Linked DNA regions of Mus musculus: region 1 is linked to region 2. The links are chromatin loops, found by intact Hi-C in ENCODE. Cell type or tissue: left cerebral cortex. All regions are shown on one strand. Each heading gives the region's core, and the rest is flanking DNA. Links, peaks and the distances in the headings are about the cores only. Region 1 holds the start of Gm38642 (a long non-coding RNA gene). Region 2 holds the start of Myrip (myosin VIIA and Rab interacting protein).

What was found. A loop is a pair of places that touch in the nucleus more often than their neighbours do. Peaks named below come from ENCODE experiments on the same cell type or tissue, not always from the same donor. Only the 100,000 strongest peaks of a DNase experiment are listed, where the experiment ranks them.
Region 1: a loop joins it to region 2, with 2.3 times the contacts of the local background. A loop is called at or near these places in 5 of 42 quality-filtered maps.

Annotation. Positions count from the first base shown.
Region 1 is chr9:120,206,937-120,215,273 of GRCm38, forward strand. Gm38642 (a long non-coding RNA gene) reads left to right here and starts at 7,657. Exons shown (of 3, transcript XR_871360.1): 1 at 7,657-7,727. In left cerebral cortex, for the core only: a CTCF peak has its summit at 3,322 (motif pointing right); DNase peaks (open chromatin) are centred at 3,329 and 6,187.
Region 2 is chr9:120,298,875-120,307,211 of GRCm38, forward strand. It overlaps Myrip (myosin VIIA and Rab interacting protein), which reads left to right and starts at 5,199. Exons shown (of 17, transcript NM_144557.5): 1 at 5,199-5,326. In left cerebral cortex, for the core only: CTCF peaks have their summits at 752 (motif pointing right) and 4,630; DNase peaks (open chromatin) are centred at 4,290, 4,830, 5,365, 5,748 and 2 more places; H3K4me3 peaks cover 2,908 bases; H3K27ac peaks cover 2,699 bases.

The DNA of each region.
Region 1 (8,337 bases), core at 192-8,191, 92 kb before region 2:
CTCTACCCTCCGGCCCTCTCCCCTCACCTCGGCTCCACAAACCAAGAGAGACTGCTGCTGACGAAGCAGACCGCCGCTGCCAGCTTTTCTCAGATGAGCACACTGGGATCCAATTCACATCGATCTCCCCTTCGTGGCCCATTTATTTTGGGCGCATGCATCCATCTGCTCGTGGGACCACCCAGTCGCTCCTCAGTACGTTGCCTCAGCTTAAACTTTCCAGGCCCAGAACCGTTTCTCATATTTCATGATCTCGAGGTTTTGCCAAAACATTCCAAGTTAGAGGGGTGGGTCAGAACCGCGTTGGGCAACAGTGTCAGGCGTTTGTAGTGGGTAGACACTAATCTGCATCAGTTAGGCTGGTGGGCATCTCTGGATCCCTCAAAGCGTTTTGCATCAAGCTCATTATTAAATGTCTGCAGAGGAAACGTCATGCATCCAGCGAAGTTCTGATGTCCTTCCAGGTCCTACTGTAGGTACTGGAGACAGAGTGAGGAGTGACAGGAGCAGACCCGTCCCCCCAAAGGAGCTTATATTTTGGCGGGCAAGGCAGGAAATAGAAAACACCCCCCCCCCATCCTGGTTTGGCTGCCACTGCCTTCGTCTATAACTATGGAAGCTGATACATATTTCATACACACATAGTGGATGGGGAGGATTTACAGGAAGAGGGGAAATTCTAATTGTTGGGCTGTGCACTGTGATAACCTCTAGCCACAGACTGGCTGCTTTAATATACATTCAAGAGGCTGGAGCCATGGCTCAGTGGAAGGGGGACCTGGGTTGAGTCGCTCCCGTACACACGGTGGGTCACAATCACCTGTAACTCCAATTTCAGGCCATCTGACACCTCTTCTGACCTCTGCTGGCTTCTGCACTCACGTGGTGCACACACCTACACTCAAGCACACAGGAAAGCATATAAAATCAAATAATAGAAAATTAACATACGATTAGATTGAGATGATTAAAACCCTTAGTTTATCAATGTCACCAGCCATTTCAGTGATTACTGTTGCCACCATCTATGGCGGCGAACGGCCACCCAACTGAGCAATGCAAACAGAATACACTTCTACAGTCCCAGGGAGTCTGCTGGACAGCGCAGCTCTCTGCAGCGGTTGCTCCCACTCCCCTTTAGTATTGAAGCTCTAGAACAACCTTGTTATGGTGTATTGTGTTTCACGTCCACATATTTATCGCAAGCAATGGCTCACATCACTATGGACTGCGATGAGCATTAGTATCTGAGGGCGACTAGCAAGCTGTCGATCAGGAGAGATGATGAAGTGGTTGTGGCTGGAGTTTGGAGGATGAGAACATGGGAGACTCCGTGGAGCAGTTCCTGGAGGAGGCTGAAGGTACAGGAAGAGCAGGTGTCTCCACAGAGAGGCAGGAAGGGGCCAGGGTTCTAGTCCCAAGGTCAACGTGCAGTTTTCAGGGTAAGGCTTCTTTTCGTGTCAGATTTAACAGCTGGGTGAGTCTCGGTGTTAGCTTTATGTCACCGTGACCAAGCACCCGAGACTATCAACCTGAAAGGAGGAAAAAAAAATCTATTTTGACTCATGGTTTAAGCACAGCTATTTAAAAAAAAGGATTTATTTTACTTTTTATTCATGTGTCTATGTGTGTCTGTGTGCGCATCTGTACACATGAGTGTGCCTGTGGACGCTACAAATGGATACTGGGTCTCTTGGAGTTAGAGTTACAGGCACTTGTGAGCTGCCTGACATGAGTTTGAGGACCTGAATTCAGTCCTCAATAGTGTGTGTTCTTAACCTCTGAGCGTCTGCGCAGCCACAATTTCAGAGTTTTTTGGCCCATGAGTCCAGGCTGGCTCTGGGCCTGCGTTGAGGAAGAGTAATGTGTGAGTATCCAGGGTGGAGCACAGGCCCTCACCTGAAGGCAGCCTGGAGGCAGAGACAGAGTGACAGGGACACAGAGACAGTGAGAGAGACAGAGGGGATGGGGCGGACTGAGGGCCTGCCACTGAGCCTGGCTGATGCCCCCTACGGTGGTGCCTCGGGCAGCGGGCCAAGCGAGTGGCTTTTGTGTCATTTAAAGCCCAGCACTGACCTGATGAGCCTCATCTACGTTGGAGGCAACACATTTTGCTCCTTGCTTCAGGAATGCTAACCTTGGGCTGTGGAGACGGCACAGAGCTTAAGTGCCTCCCTCACAAACTGGAGGACCGGAGTTTAGGTCCCCAGAAACCAGGGGATGTTGGGTGTGTGGGCCTGTCTGTGATTCCAGCATTGGACTGAGCTGACTGTCAAGATAGCCATATGGGTAGGCTCTGGTTTAAATGAGAGACCTCAATGAATACCTACATATTCATGTGTGCTCACATATGTGCAAACCAGCATGCTTGTATGCACACTGCACACATGCCACACACACACACACAGCACACACCCAGTACACACATGTACTTCACATACCACATACACATACTGGACACATACAGTGTACACACACACCACACATACACACTGCACACATACACTACACAAACACAGTGCACACACTTTACATACCACACACACAGTGCATACACACTTCACACATACTACACACACATACACCACACATACACACTGCACACACACAGTGCAAACATGCACTTCACATACCACACACACATACTGAACACACACAGTGCATACACCACACACACACACACACACTGCACACACATGCTGCACACACACTGCGCACACACACACATACTCACAAACATGGAAAATATTAGACCATATGCCCTCTCTGTGGGTCATACCCCAACACCTCCACGGCATCACCAACCCAGAGTCTCACTAAACCTTGCTGTGCAAAAGTCTACAAGCGGTGTGGGTGCACATATGTAACACCGGCCTTGAGGCAGGTGGGGATCATAATAGCAAGGTCAATCTTGAATACAGTCCTCATCTCAGAAAGGGCTCGTTTGGGAGCTGAAGCAGCTGGTCCGTCAAACAGCAGTAGTCAGGAGCAGAGAGAAATCTGCACACCCGTTTGGTCTGCTTGCTTACTGCTCATGCCCCCCCTGGCCTTCCTCACTCTTTTAAAAGAGTATTTATGGGAGGCAGAGGCAGGCGGATCTCTGAGTTCGAGGCCAGCCTGGTCTACAGAGTGAGTTCCAGGACAGCCAGGGTTACACAGAGAAACCCTGTCTCAAAAAACAAAAACAAAACAAAACAAAACACAACACAACAACAACAACAACAACCACAACAAAAAAGAGTATTTATTTTGGGTGTATGAGTGTTCCTCCTCTCGGTATGTACATGCACCATGTGCATGCTGTACCCCCAGAGGCCAGAAGAGGGCGATGTTGTCCCATTGCCTGAAATTGGAGTTCTGGCCAGCAATCTAGTGTACAAACCCACACAGATACGCAGACACACATAATTACAAATAAAACACGTCTCTACAAAAGAGGGTTCTTTATGAATACCAAAAGGTATGAGCATCTCTCTGGAAATCCAGCAGGTCTTAGGGACTCTACTAGGAACCAGGGACAAAGCCAAAATAGGTGATGCATTATGCTATAGTGTGTCAACATGTTCCCAGGTAGATCCTGGAATCTGAAATTCAAGAGGAAAGAGGTGGTCCACAGGCGTTCTTAACTGGGCATCAGAGCACTTTCTAAAGCACGAGACTCTTAGGCTTTTTTTTTTTTTTTTTTTTTTTTTTTGAGTCATTATCCTCACTGTGGCAGAGATTCAAATCACATTTAATATCTTTCTATTATTTCCACATCATCCATCCACATTCCCAGACCAATAACTCAGCCACGATGGCAGTCGTCAGACCTCACTGGGGAGGAAAATAATTTGATTCTGCTCAGAAAGGACACGTTGGTCTGTGTCACCCCTCTAAGATCAGCAATCAAAGCAATTGTGATTTTCTCCTTTTCCCCTGGCTTGATAAGACCTTTCTCCATAATGAATAAATGTGTATTCATGCACTGACCCCGAGTGTTTTCCCTCTAGAAATAATTGTGTGCCTCTCTGAAGAGACTCCTTATTATCCCCACAGAGAAAAGATGGCTGTGTCACCAGTGGCCCGTGGTTCACTGACGTAGGCCTGTGAGTCAGCTGGACCCTGGACAGTGATCATAGCTGTGACAAGAGGGGACAGACTTCTGCTCTGGGAGTTGCTAATTAGAGAACAGGGAGGGAGTCATGATAGGGAACATTCCAGAAAGGAGTCTCTGCTGAGTTATAATTATGGCTGGGTCAACTCACAGTCACTTATGAAAGTAAAAGAGTTTCCATTGGAACAACCAAAGGCTGAGGGTTTTAAACTTGACACCAAGACATCGCTGTAAAAATGGCTCCTAGCTTGCTCCCTACTGCTGAGTAAACACCATGACCAAACACTTGGAGAGGGAAGGGTTAACTACACCTTAACCCTTGTAGTCCATCCTTCAGGGAAGTGGGGGCGGGGAGGGGGGGGGGACTCAGGGAAGATGGGAACTGAAGACATGAGGGAACTTTGCCTACTGGCCTGTTTCCCATGGCTGGTCCATCCTGCTTTCTTATACAACCCAGGACCCCCTGCCCAGGGAGGTCACACCCACAGTGGGCTGGACCCTCCCACACTCATCAAGAAAATATCTGTGGACTTGCATACAATCTGATGAAGGTGTTTTCTCAGTCGAGAGTCCCTCTTCCCTGACTTGTGTCAAGTTGGACACACACACACACTAGCCAACACACACACACAGTATAGCCAACACACACACACACACACACACACACACACACACACACACACACACACACGTCAGCACACCAAGGGAGCAGTTGAGACAATGCAGATGTAGAAGAGAGGCCAGATTCTGGGATAACCCTACACCTCTCTAAGAAGTACCCACTGTGGCTGAGCCTGCTTGGTAGAGAACTTGTCTAGCATGCACTAGGTCCCAGGTGTGATACACAGCATCACACAAACTAGGAGTGGTGGCTCACACCTGTGATCCGAGCACTCTGGAGGTGGAGGCAGGAGTATCACTGTCTTGCTAGGGGTCATTGCTTCTGGGTTACTTAGAACTAAGTCCAGGAAGCTCATACGTAAATGGGGACAGTGGCTCTGTGGTCAACCGCAGAGGGATTTCAGGGAAGATGTCAACACATGGTCCCGAATCCGAAATGGTTTATTTGTTGGTTATGTTTAGAATTGTTAAATTCCCTTGCTCCACGCCCGCATCTTCCAGTTCTTATAATTAAAATTAGGATGGCTTGGAGGTTCTTTCCTCCCTCCCTCCCTCCCTCCCTCCCTCCCTCCCTCCCTCCCTCCCTCCCTCCCTCCCTCCCTTCCTCCTTCCTTCCCTCCTTCTCTCCCTCCCTCCCTCCTTCCTTTCTTCCTACAGAAGGAAGAGAGACAGGATCTTCTGTATCTTGGGGCAGCATCCAATTCTATGTAACTAAGAATGGCTTAGAACTCCTGAACCTTCTGCCTGTACATCCGAAATGGTTGGATTACAGGCATAAGCCACCACATTTGGTTCAATAATTAAATTAACTAATTAACTGATTGCTCGATCAAATACAGGATTTCATGCAGCCCAGGCTAGTCTCAAACTCAGCATGTAGCTGAGGATACTCTGACTGCTCCCTCCATCCGAGTGCTGGGATTACAGGCGTGTGCATCCATGACCTGCTTACGTGGAGCTGTCAACCAAATCCAGGCCTTTGTGTGTGCTAGGCAAGCACTCTACCAACTGAGCCACACATCCAGCCCTGGAATTGTCTTTTAACCAGAGCATGTGAGAGAGGTCTTTATAGACACTATTATTGCACATATTTTTTTTTTTTGTGGCTGTTGTTGTTTGAGGAACTGGGGAATTGAACCCTTGAATCCAGGACCCTTTTCATGTTAGGCGAGCATTCGACCACTGACCTACATCCTCAGTGAAGAGGGAAGCTTTCTAGAAGCAGCAGAAGTATCATCAGTCAGACATGGGCCTGATGTGGGATCAGCAACCAAAGCCATGGCATAAGAAAGCAGTAACAATGTAACATTTGGAAAGACAGGGCTATTGTTTCCTAGCAGAATAAAGCAAGGAATCTAATTGAGTTGGAGGAAGCAAGCAGCCGGTTCAGTGCTCACTGTGTGGGCACTGCGTACACCATTCTATTTACACTTGCACACTCCTGGGAATGGCCGACAGCAGGAGCTGAGGAAATGATACTGCCTGCTTTAGTGCTCAGCAGAGTGCCATCCAACTGTACAAATGGGAGACCTGTTTCCAAGCAGGAAGGGATTCCTCTTGTCCTTTCACAGACACAGCTTGGGGAGTGCAAATGGGCTCAGCGTTTCTAGAGCGTAATTCAGCAGTCTTACGCAAATCTGTTCAGGCTGGCTGCAGAGTGTAAATGTGAAAGGGATATAGCAATAGCATTTTCTATCATCGTCGTTGTCATCATCTTCATCACCACAATCATCATCACCACCACCATCATCATCATCGTGCAAGTATGCTCATGGCGTGCACATGTACACGTTCACATGTGTGGGAGGTGTGAAGCATGCAAGCATAGGGAGTTGTTGTGTAACCTAGGACTCCACTTGGTTTGGCTTACGCACACAGTCCTCTTTTGAGAATGGAATTGGCAGCCTAGCTCCTTTGCCCATGTGTGCTGCACACACCCCACCTAACAGTGCACCTAGCAACCTCTGGCAACCTCCAGCCCCCTCCCTCTCTGAACAATGTGAGAAGTTTCTCTTTCCCCGAGTGGCTGTTAGAACAGTTTCTATTTAATTTTTTAGATGATTATTTATTTATTTTATGTTCCTGAGTGTTTTTCCTGCATTTGTGAATGTGCACTGTGCCCATTTACAAATGAGACATTTCTCCAACTCTGACCATCTCTATTTAAATGTATTCCTGTATTAAACAGTATCTTGGTCTGGGAGGGGAGGAGGGGCTAATATAGCCTGAGTTGATTTGGGGTGTATGGGTGGGTGTGTTGGTTAATTTTTATCGTCTACCAGACACACAGGGGAGAAAGGGTGCCTCCATCAAAGGACGGCCTGGACCAGACTACCCAAGTTGGGTTTGGTCATGGTGCTTCTCACAGCCACAGATATAAACCAGGGGTCTGGAGCAAGGGTTCAGCAGGCTAAGAGAACTGGCTGCTCTTCCAGAGGACCCAGGTTTGATCCCTAGCACCTACACTGTAGTTCACAACTCCAGTTACCATGTCCTCTTATCACCTCTGAGGGTACCAGACGCCTGTGTGGTGCCCATAGACACACATGCAGGCAAAACACTCACGTACAAGAATACTTTAAAAAAAAAAAAAACTAAAAAGAAAGCAAATAATGACGATATGCAACAAAGCAAAACTGTCCTTAAGTGAATTTTCAGGATGAATCCCCTATTGATCATTTTGCGCCTAAGCATATAAGATAATTGGTCATGCATATGATTAAAATCAGGTGCATTGTGGGAAGAGACACGTCCAGGAGAGAAATGGTTATACAAGCTAATTTATCATTCAGGCCACAGAACCAAGACTGGAGACATGGCTCAGCGGGTTCAGAGCCTGGCAGCTTCTGCAGAGGATCTGCGCATGTCTCTGGTGGTCTGGGTTGGCGTCGGGTGCTTCCGGGTTCTTGGCCTCTTATCCAGGAACTGAACAGAAGCCCACGCAGATGTGCAAAACCTCACTACCCGCCAGGTTACAACTGGAGGGTTGCCATGTGTGGGAAATCCTGCAGTAAGTAGTTTTGCTCCATTTTATTTGCCCAAGTCTTAACAGTGAATTATTATTTAGTTGAAACACCATTGATTGTTTAGCAGATAATTGAGAGAGGTAATTAAAAGGTAGTCATTTAAGACAAACTGAGTTTTCGGATAATTGACCCAGGCTGGGCTGACGGCCAGCTATTTACTGCTGTTGCTGGTGAGGATATTTTACCTGACGGTGGATTATTGACATGCACGCCCCGAATCATGTGAGCGCCTAGTATGTTTGAAATTTAAAACAAACCCTTTTCTTGACCTTGGGACTCTGTGTCCAGAGAGGAGGAAGGCAGATATGGCAGCTATCCAACTCTATTTTCATAAAAAAGCCAGTAGTGGATTTTATTTTTAGTTTGGACTAGACTGGCAAAATGGACCTCTTGTAACAGACAGAATGGGGCTGGCTTTATTTGCTCCCTCCCTCCACCCTCTCTTCTGAAGACCTCTAGACCGTCCAGCTTCTCTTCATCACCTTGTTGTCATATCACTTCGCTCGACACGCCCTGTGGTCCGCTTTTCATTACCAGGAGACATAGGAGGAAGCCATCAGCTCAGGACGGAGCAGAGCTGTGCTCAGTGTTTCA
Region 2 (8,337 bases), core at 270-8,269:
TTAGTGAGGGTCCCAGAGAATGCTTATAGTTAAAGCCACCTTTGAGTGCTAAATGGGACAGAAGAGGCAGGCCTATGAGCTTGGCTAATAAAGAGGTAGTAGGTAAAGGCTCTAATTTGCCACTTCTGTGCTAGGAAAGGCCAAAAATAGCATAGTAACATTATTTGTAAATTCACTTTCTCCAGGTTACAAATGATAATTTTTCATAACTAACATATGCTAAATCTTGTTATGCACAAAACAATTTCATATGCAATGTATCAATTACTTAGAAAATTTCCAGGGCAGTAGAGAAGATGACACAGTATTTTATATTCGGAGAACCTAGGATTTGGCTAGGTTAAAGGACATGTCCCAGGTCGCACATCCAGGATGGGGTGCGCTCAGACCAGCACACTAGTCTTGTGATTGATGCTCTTTTAATTCTACCCAGAACCTCCTGGGACACATCCTTCTCCAGCCAGTACAAACGCATCAATCTTCCGAAAAATGGATTGTCTGAGTTTCATTTTAAAAGAAGACGGGGTACAGTTCCCTGCGTGCTCAAATGTCAAACAGCTCTTCTTCACAGAAGAAGACTCCATTAGACCCATCCACTGGTCAAGATGGATCTCTCTGATCTCCTCTAGTCTTGAGAGGCAGAGACCGGATCAGTGTTGTTTGTTTGTTTTTAAAATTAAGGCTTAGAACTTTTCTTACTTATGTGTTTGTATGCATGCCACATGTATACAGGTACCCACAAAAGACAGAAGAGGGAGCTATATCCCTGAGAACTGGGGTTATAAATGGTTGTGAGCTTCCTGGTGGAATTGCTAGAGACAAAAACACAGGTCCTTAGTGAGAACAGCAGGTGCTATGGGACTCTCTCTCCAGTCCCAGGAGGAATGAATCTTACTTGAGTTTGGCGGGATTTTGCTGGATGACAGCTCAGGATGAAAGGAAGACAGAAGTCAGAGTTTAGGACGTTTTTGTTTTGTTTTGTTTTGTTTTGTTTTGTTTGCCATGCTCCTGGTCACTCAAGCTATCTTCAAGATGCTGAACCTTTCAGAAACACATTCTAAAAAATCAGTATTATCTCTGGTGAGGAATCAGAGCAGGTCTCTTCACATGATGGAGGGCCATGGGAGGGGGCAGGACCCCCTCTGCCCCGTGAGCTTCTGGTTTTGGTGCTTCACTTCTTCCTACTCGGCATCTTGCTAAAATCCTTTAGCAATTCTGCCTGTCTCTCAAAATCCTTAGGTAAGGGATAGGACTTAGACCCTGAGAGTTGCATGGGACAGTTATATGCCAAACCAGCTTCGCAAAGACTAGCACCATGTTAAACAACCTCTGAGCCCAACCCCCACCGTTAGGAAGCAGCCCGTGACAGTCTACACTCCCAAAGCTACCTTGCGGGATTGGGATCCAGCTGTGGAAGCCGAATGAAAATGAATCTCTCTAACACTTCTGGACATGCTATTCTACTTCAGAAACTACCATTCATCCATCCACACTCCTTGCTGATCTATTCACAACAGCAAAGAGATCGAGCTGCCTTACCTGTCCATCAACAGATGCATGGGTAATAAAAATGTGGTGTAAAAATACCATGGGGCTCTACTCATCAGAGAAGGAAATGAAATTATGAAATTCATGGGAAAATGGATGGCTCTGGAAAATATCATGTGAGGTTAACCAGAGCAGAGAAAGAGAAATGATGTATATTATCTCTCATATGTGACTCCTAGATTCTAGAGAGAGTGTGTGTATGTGTGTGAATATGTGTTTGTTGATATGTGTGTGTGAATGTGAATATGTGTGTTATGTGTGAGCGTGTGTATGTGTGTGAGTATGTGTATATATGTGTATGAGTGTGAATATGTGTGTACAAGTGTGTCAATGTGTGTATATGTGTGTATTGTGTGAGTGTGTGAATGGGTGAGTGTATGGGTATGTGTATGAATATTTGTGTGTGTATAAATATGTGTGTGTGAGTGTGTATGAATATGTGTATGTGTGAATATGTTTATGTGTGTGTAAATGTATATATAAGTATGTATGTGTGAATTTGTGTGAGAGTGTGTGATTGTGTGTATATGTGTGTGAGTGTGAATATGTGTGTATATGTATGTAAATGTGTGTATGTGTGAATGTGTGTTCCTAGAGGTCAGAGAATTTGCAAAGGCCCCCTGAGAGGTAAAGTGGCTCCCTGTTGGCCAGCAAGGGGGCGTGGCTCCCCAGCAAGGGGGTGTGAATCCCCAGTAAGGGGGCAGGTGCAAGAGGTAAACACTGGCTGGTTTTCACCACCCTGCCCATCTCATCTTCTTGGCTTACAAACTGTTGGAATACCCCAGTCTTTGTTCCTTGAGATGGCTCAGTGATAAAGGGTACCTGGTGACCTAGCATTTAATCTTTGCACATGCTGTAAGAAGAGAACTGTGCTGGCTGGTTTTGTGTGTCAACTTAACACAAGCTGAAGTTATCACAGAGAAAGGAGCCTCCCTTGGGGAAATGCCTCCATGAGATCCAGCTGTAAGGCATTTTCTCAATTAGTGATCAGGGGTGGGAGGGCCCATTGTGGGTGGTGTCACACCTGGATTGGTGATCCTGGGTTCTATAAGAAAGCAAGCTGAGCAAGCCAAGGGAAGCAAGCCGGTAAGTAACATCCCTCCATGGCCTCTGCATCAGCTTCTGCTTCCTGACCTGCTTGAGTTCCAGTCCTGACTTCCTTTGGTGATGAACAGCAATGTGGAAGTGTAAGCTTATTAACCCTTTCCTCCCCAACTTGTTTCTTGGTCATGATGTTTGTGCAAGAATAGAAACCCTGACTAAGACAAGAACCAACTCTCAAATGTTGTCTAGTTCCTTAGGGTTTCTATTGCTGGATAAGACACCATACCCATGGGTGCTCTTACAAAAGAAAACATCTAACTAGGGCTGGCTTACAGGTTCAAAGGTTTAGTCCATTACTGTAGTGGCAGGAAGCATGGTGGTGTGCAGGCAGACATGGTGCTGGAGAGGTAGCCGAGAGCTCTGCATCTGGATCCACAGGCAACGGGAAAAGAGAGTGACACTGGGCCTGGCTTGGGCTTCAGAAACCTCAAAGCCCACCTCCAGGGACACACCTCCAACAAGGGCATACCTACTTCATGGTCACTGCTCCTAATAGTGCCACTCCCTATGAGCCTATGGGGGCCACTTTCATTCAAAACCTCACACTTCCACGTGCATGCCTTGGCATCTGAATGCCCATGAACACATACAATAAATATTTAAAAATCATTGCAGCCTTTACAGTGCGTACAGACTGGATTTGTTCAAGAAGTACATAGGTATTTTATTTTTATTTTATGAGTATTTTGCCTGTATATAGGTCTGCCTGCTATTTGCACGCCTTCTTCATGTGGTCAGAAGGCTTCGGATTCCCTGGAATTGGAGTTACAGATAGTTGTGATCTGACATGTGGGTGCTGGGACTCAAACTCTGGTCCTCTGAAAGAGCAGACCGTGCTATTAACTCATGAGCCATCTCTCCAGCCCAGGGCAGGGGGATTTTGTTGGGTGATGTAACATGCACTCTGGGAAACAGAAGACTGAACTCAGTCCTGGAATCTTGTAATTCCAGCCTAGGGGATGGTGCCGCCCACAGCTGACGGGTCTCCCCATAATCAAGATAATCCTGCGGTGGAATGCCCAGAGGACCACCTCGTAGGTGGTTCTAGTTTGTCTCAAGTTGACAGTTGCAATTGATCATCACAATCATAACACATAGCTTTCCCCCAGAGAGAGCACACTTTGGTTGTGCTCAGTGGCAGGAGCTGAGACACTGGCAGACAAAGGTAGGAGGGAGTCTTGTGAACGGTTGAATGTTGGACTGTGTGGATACTAACCGGGCCTACATAAACAGATTTAGAACGGAAAATAAGTAAAATGTACACAAAATAAGCTTTCTTTCATTTTAGCAGTTTAAAAATCCCTCAAGGGAGGAAACCGTTTCTTTAGAGAAACCAATTTAATGCCTTACACGTTCTTAATTTTCCTCCCTCGTTGCTCCGCAAAGGCGCTTCCCCCCCCCCCCATCTACCTTGCATGCATTTACATAGGACACGACCTCAGCTCATTGACCTATGAGATTTAGAACTGAGATTTAGATTTTGAAATCACCGCCGTAGCGCTATAGAAGCTTTATTCTGACGGAGTCGCTGCTGCCAGGCAGTTGACACTGACAGGTGTTCCCCAGTCGACGCTGCTGAGGCTTAAGTAGTTGGTCTCAATATCCGGGGCCCTGGGCTTGCTGGATGAGCAAGTGCGGCCCTAGATTGCAGGACAATCTCAACTCCTTGTCATCCTTTGGGGACCATGGACTGCAAGCACGCGCCCCAGAGCACTCCTCACTGGCAGTATTCCAGGACTCACTATCCCAGAGGTGCAGCGGTTATGGGGGCGCACACAGGATTAGAACCCCCTGAGCCAAGTGCGAGGTAGTCAGTGTGTGTTGAATGAGCGAGCGTGGCTAGCTCAGTAAATTCCCTGGAGAAGAACGTAATCCAGACCGGAATCACAACGGTGCCTTAAAAATACCTTGGGGTGGGGGGCAGTGAAGTGAAAGATGTTGATGCAGGCGGGCCACGAGTCTTTGGTGAGGCTGGAGCCAGCAGGTCGCGCTGTTCCTAGGACTAAGAAGGCCCAGGTTGCGGTGACCCATCCTTCAAGCGGGCGGGTCTCCAAGGATGCAGAGCCTGACTTCAATACTAGGGATGACCTGAAGCTAGGGCTGGTTGAGTAGGGGTGCTCACGATCGCGACCCCCGCACCGCACTGCGCCGCAGCCCGCAACGACCCGGGTGCGCGCAGCCCCAGCCCCGCCTCTTCCCTATGCGCCCCGCCCCTCCCGGCGCGTGCCACCCGCGCACCCGGGGAGCTCGCGAGGAACCCGCGGGGTAGGCGGCCGGTGTCCCGGCGCAGGCGCGCTGGTGTCGCCGCCGCTCCCGCCAGCCGCCCCGCACGCGCCCCCGCCCCGCCTCCGCACGCGCCGCCGCCCCGGGCGCCTGTGATTGGCGGTCAGCGGGGCCCGCAGGTGGCGGCGGCCGCAGTGGCTTGGGCTGGCGCTGGCTGGGAGCCTGGAGCGGGCGCCTCCCTCGCGCCGCGCGCCCTCGTCCTGCCCGCGCTGCCCGGCTCCCGCTGTGACTGCGGCCCCAGCTCGGGCGCACCGGCGATCTGCAGCCTCGGGATCGCGCGCTGGACGCAGGCTGCGGCAGGTGACCCGGGGCCATCCGAGGCGCGGTGGCTGTGAGCCTGGCCGCCATCCATGAGCTCCGCCGCGGACCCACTCCAGGCCGGCCACCCCGGGTGAGTCCTCCAGCTCTCCCCTCCGCGCCCGCAGCTCGATGCCATGCTTCCCTGCCACGTTGCCGCAACTTTTGGGGTGGGTGTCTGAAGATGTCGCGCGCGCGGTCCCCCGCACCTGGTGCGCGTCTGGGGCCAGGGCTGCGGGACATGGCCAGCCTGCCTGTGCGGAGGGGACGGTGGGGTCTTGGACTTAGCCTCGACAGAGTCAGATCCGCCTCTTTCCGTGGCTACGGGGGCGGGAGCTGACCCCTGCGTTTCCCCGATGGCCACGTAGCGCTCGGGATGCGGTGCGCCGCGCACCTTGCTAAGGGATCCGCGCACCGGCGGGCGCCTCAAACCACCCGGTGCGCACCCGGCAGCTGGCCAGCATGGACCACGTGACTCTTTTAGACTCTTAATGTTTGTAAAATGGGGCTAATTAGGTACTCGCCGAAGGTCATGGCCAGGGCACAGCGTTAACCCCCAAGGCAGACTGCGTCTGGGCTCAGCCCCGGGTTGCCTGAGGAGGAGAGGTGCGCTGGTGAGGCAGGCACTGGGCGAGGTGTTCCTTCGTCCTGCTCTCTTTCTCGGTTCCTCCTATCTTCAAAGACAGGAGACTTGTTGAGGTTTCGAGCTCATCCGCAGGGTCTCAATAGCGGTTTCGGGGGGTGGGGGGGTGGTTAACGTCTGGCTGTCTTCCGTGTGAGCGTGCTGTGGAGCATTTGTGTGGTGGGAACGCTCACAGTTGCCGCATCCGAGGTTCCATCCTCTTCTAGTCACTCAATTGACTGATGTTTCTGCAGAGTGTGGAGTCGAGGACTCTGCTAAGCGCCAGGGCTTACATAGACTGTGTTTGGCTTCTGGTCTCCCAAATAAACCTTGTCCTCAGGACGTGTGTCCCAGCCACTCTTCCAAGACACACCAAAGGGAGGGAGCTGACACACCGAAAAGCAGCTTTCTCTGAAGATCTCTCCCATCCGCTAAAATTCCTTGAAAATGGACTACATTTCTATCCGCCCCACCCCTTACCTATAATATACATTTTGTTTATTATCTTGAGACTTTCCCAGGGACGGGAGAGAGATTGTTCCTCCTGCCCTGCCATTTCCCTGTTCCCACATGTCCTTCTCACCCTCTGACCTCCAGCTGCAGTTTTGATACTCAGTGATGACACTGTTACACATAGTCCTGGGATAATTGACAGGCGTTTTTTTTTTTATTTCTTTCTTTCTTTCTCTCCCCCCCACCTCCCCGCTCCTGGGGCTCCCGGGGTACGGTGTGAAAAAGCGCTGGGGTTGTGGTACCAGGTAGAGGGAAGATGTTGTAAGGGATCTTTCGGGAGGAGTGGTATGGAAATGAGGTGATTTCAAGGATTTGACAGCAACATCAGGACCCTGTTTGCAGATCTAAATATCTTTTTCTAGAGATATTTAGTTTTGGTAAAGCTTTGAAGACTGCTTTCCATCTTCAGATTGGAATCCAGTGGGTAGCTGTTTTCCTGATCTTCCCCCCACCTATGGAGGGGGTGCCTCTGAACTAGAAGTTGTGTCTCTTTAGCTGGGGACTCTCTGGAGGTCTAAGGAGAAATTGCCTCCCCTCCTCCTCCCCCCTCGTGGTGTATGGTTGTTTCTGGGCATGTGTGTGTATATATAGTCAAGCATGTATGTCTCTCTGAAGATGATGTCTGTGGCAGGAGTCTTTTGAGATCTGGATTTTATCTTTCTGTGTGGGAGAGGGAAGGATGGAATTCACTCGAGTTTGGGAAAATGTCCTGCTAGCCACATCTGGTGTTAAACTAGCAGTCTTGTAGATCATGTCCGGGGTGGGGTGGGGTGGTGGTGAGGTGGTGGTGAGGTGGTGGTGAGGTGGGGGAGTGGGGTAAGAAAACATGACAGTGAGTTGGTATTCAGGGAAAGCAGAACTCAAGGTCTTCAGCCCTTGGTCAATTTGTCTTAACATGTTATTAAAGTATAATTACAAAAAGTTTTATAGCTCAAAAGTGTATATTTAGGGCTGGACAGACAGCTCAGCAGTTAAGATCACTGGCTGCTCTTGCAGAGGACCTGGGTTCGATTCTCAGCACCTGTGTGTTGGCAAATAACCATCTGTAACTCCAGTTCCAGGGAATCTGACATCCTATTTTGACCTCTGCAGGCACAGAACACACATGGCACACATATATACACCCAGGCATGTATACACAGATAAAACAAAATAAAGTGAGTAAATATTTAGAGTGTATATTTGATGGATTTTAATAGACAAGCCACACCTGTGTATCTGGTGTCCAGACTAAGAACAAAAAGCTTCGTAGTTTCCCTGTAACTCATGAAAGGCAGCAGCCCCAGAGGCAGCTATCACCTTGTTTAGTTTGGCCAGGCAACATTCACTTCATCTTTATCCCATCATTTGCCTATCAAGCTGAAATAAGAGCTTCCTAGTTCTATGTCCTTTAAGACAGTGTCTTACCTATAGCTCAGGGTTCATGGGATTCTCTACATAGTCCAGGCTGAACTCAAACCTGTGGTGTTCCCCTGCCTCAGACTCTGGAGTACTGGTATTAATGGTGTGAGCCATCTCTGGCTTAATTTTTTTTTAAACCTTCCTTTTTATCGAGCTCAAACCAAGAGTCCTTTATCTACGGCAGACAACTAGTAGAAAAAGTCTCATCTTAGGCTCTGGGTTGGCTGTCCCCCATCCACGAATGATCAGTGTTCTTTGATTGGGGTGATGGGAGACCCCGGGTATAGCAGTGGGGTTCAGTTTACTCCCTGTATCTCTCTCTCATCTTAAGTGGTGTGATATAAATGAAAAATATGAATGGCTTTATTTCTAATTCCTCAAAGTCAAAAGTTGGATGGAATCATAACATTTCAACTCATCTACGACCTGTTGGGGCTGTTGCCTCATAGTGGCCACATGTTAGCTGGAGAACCCAGACACCCACCATCACGACAGGGATAAAATCCAACAGCCCAGGATCTCCAGAAACAAATAATGTTCATAAATAATGTTTTCTGCTCTCTGATCGG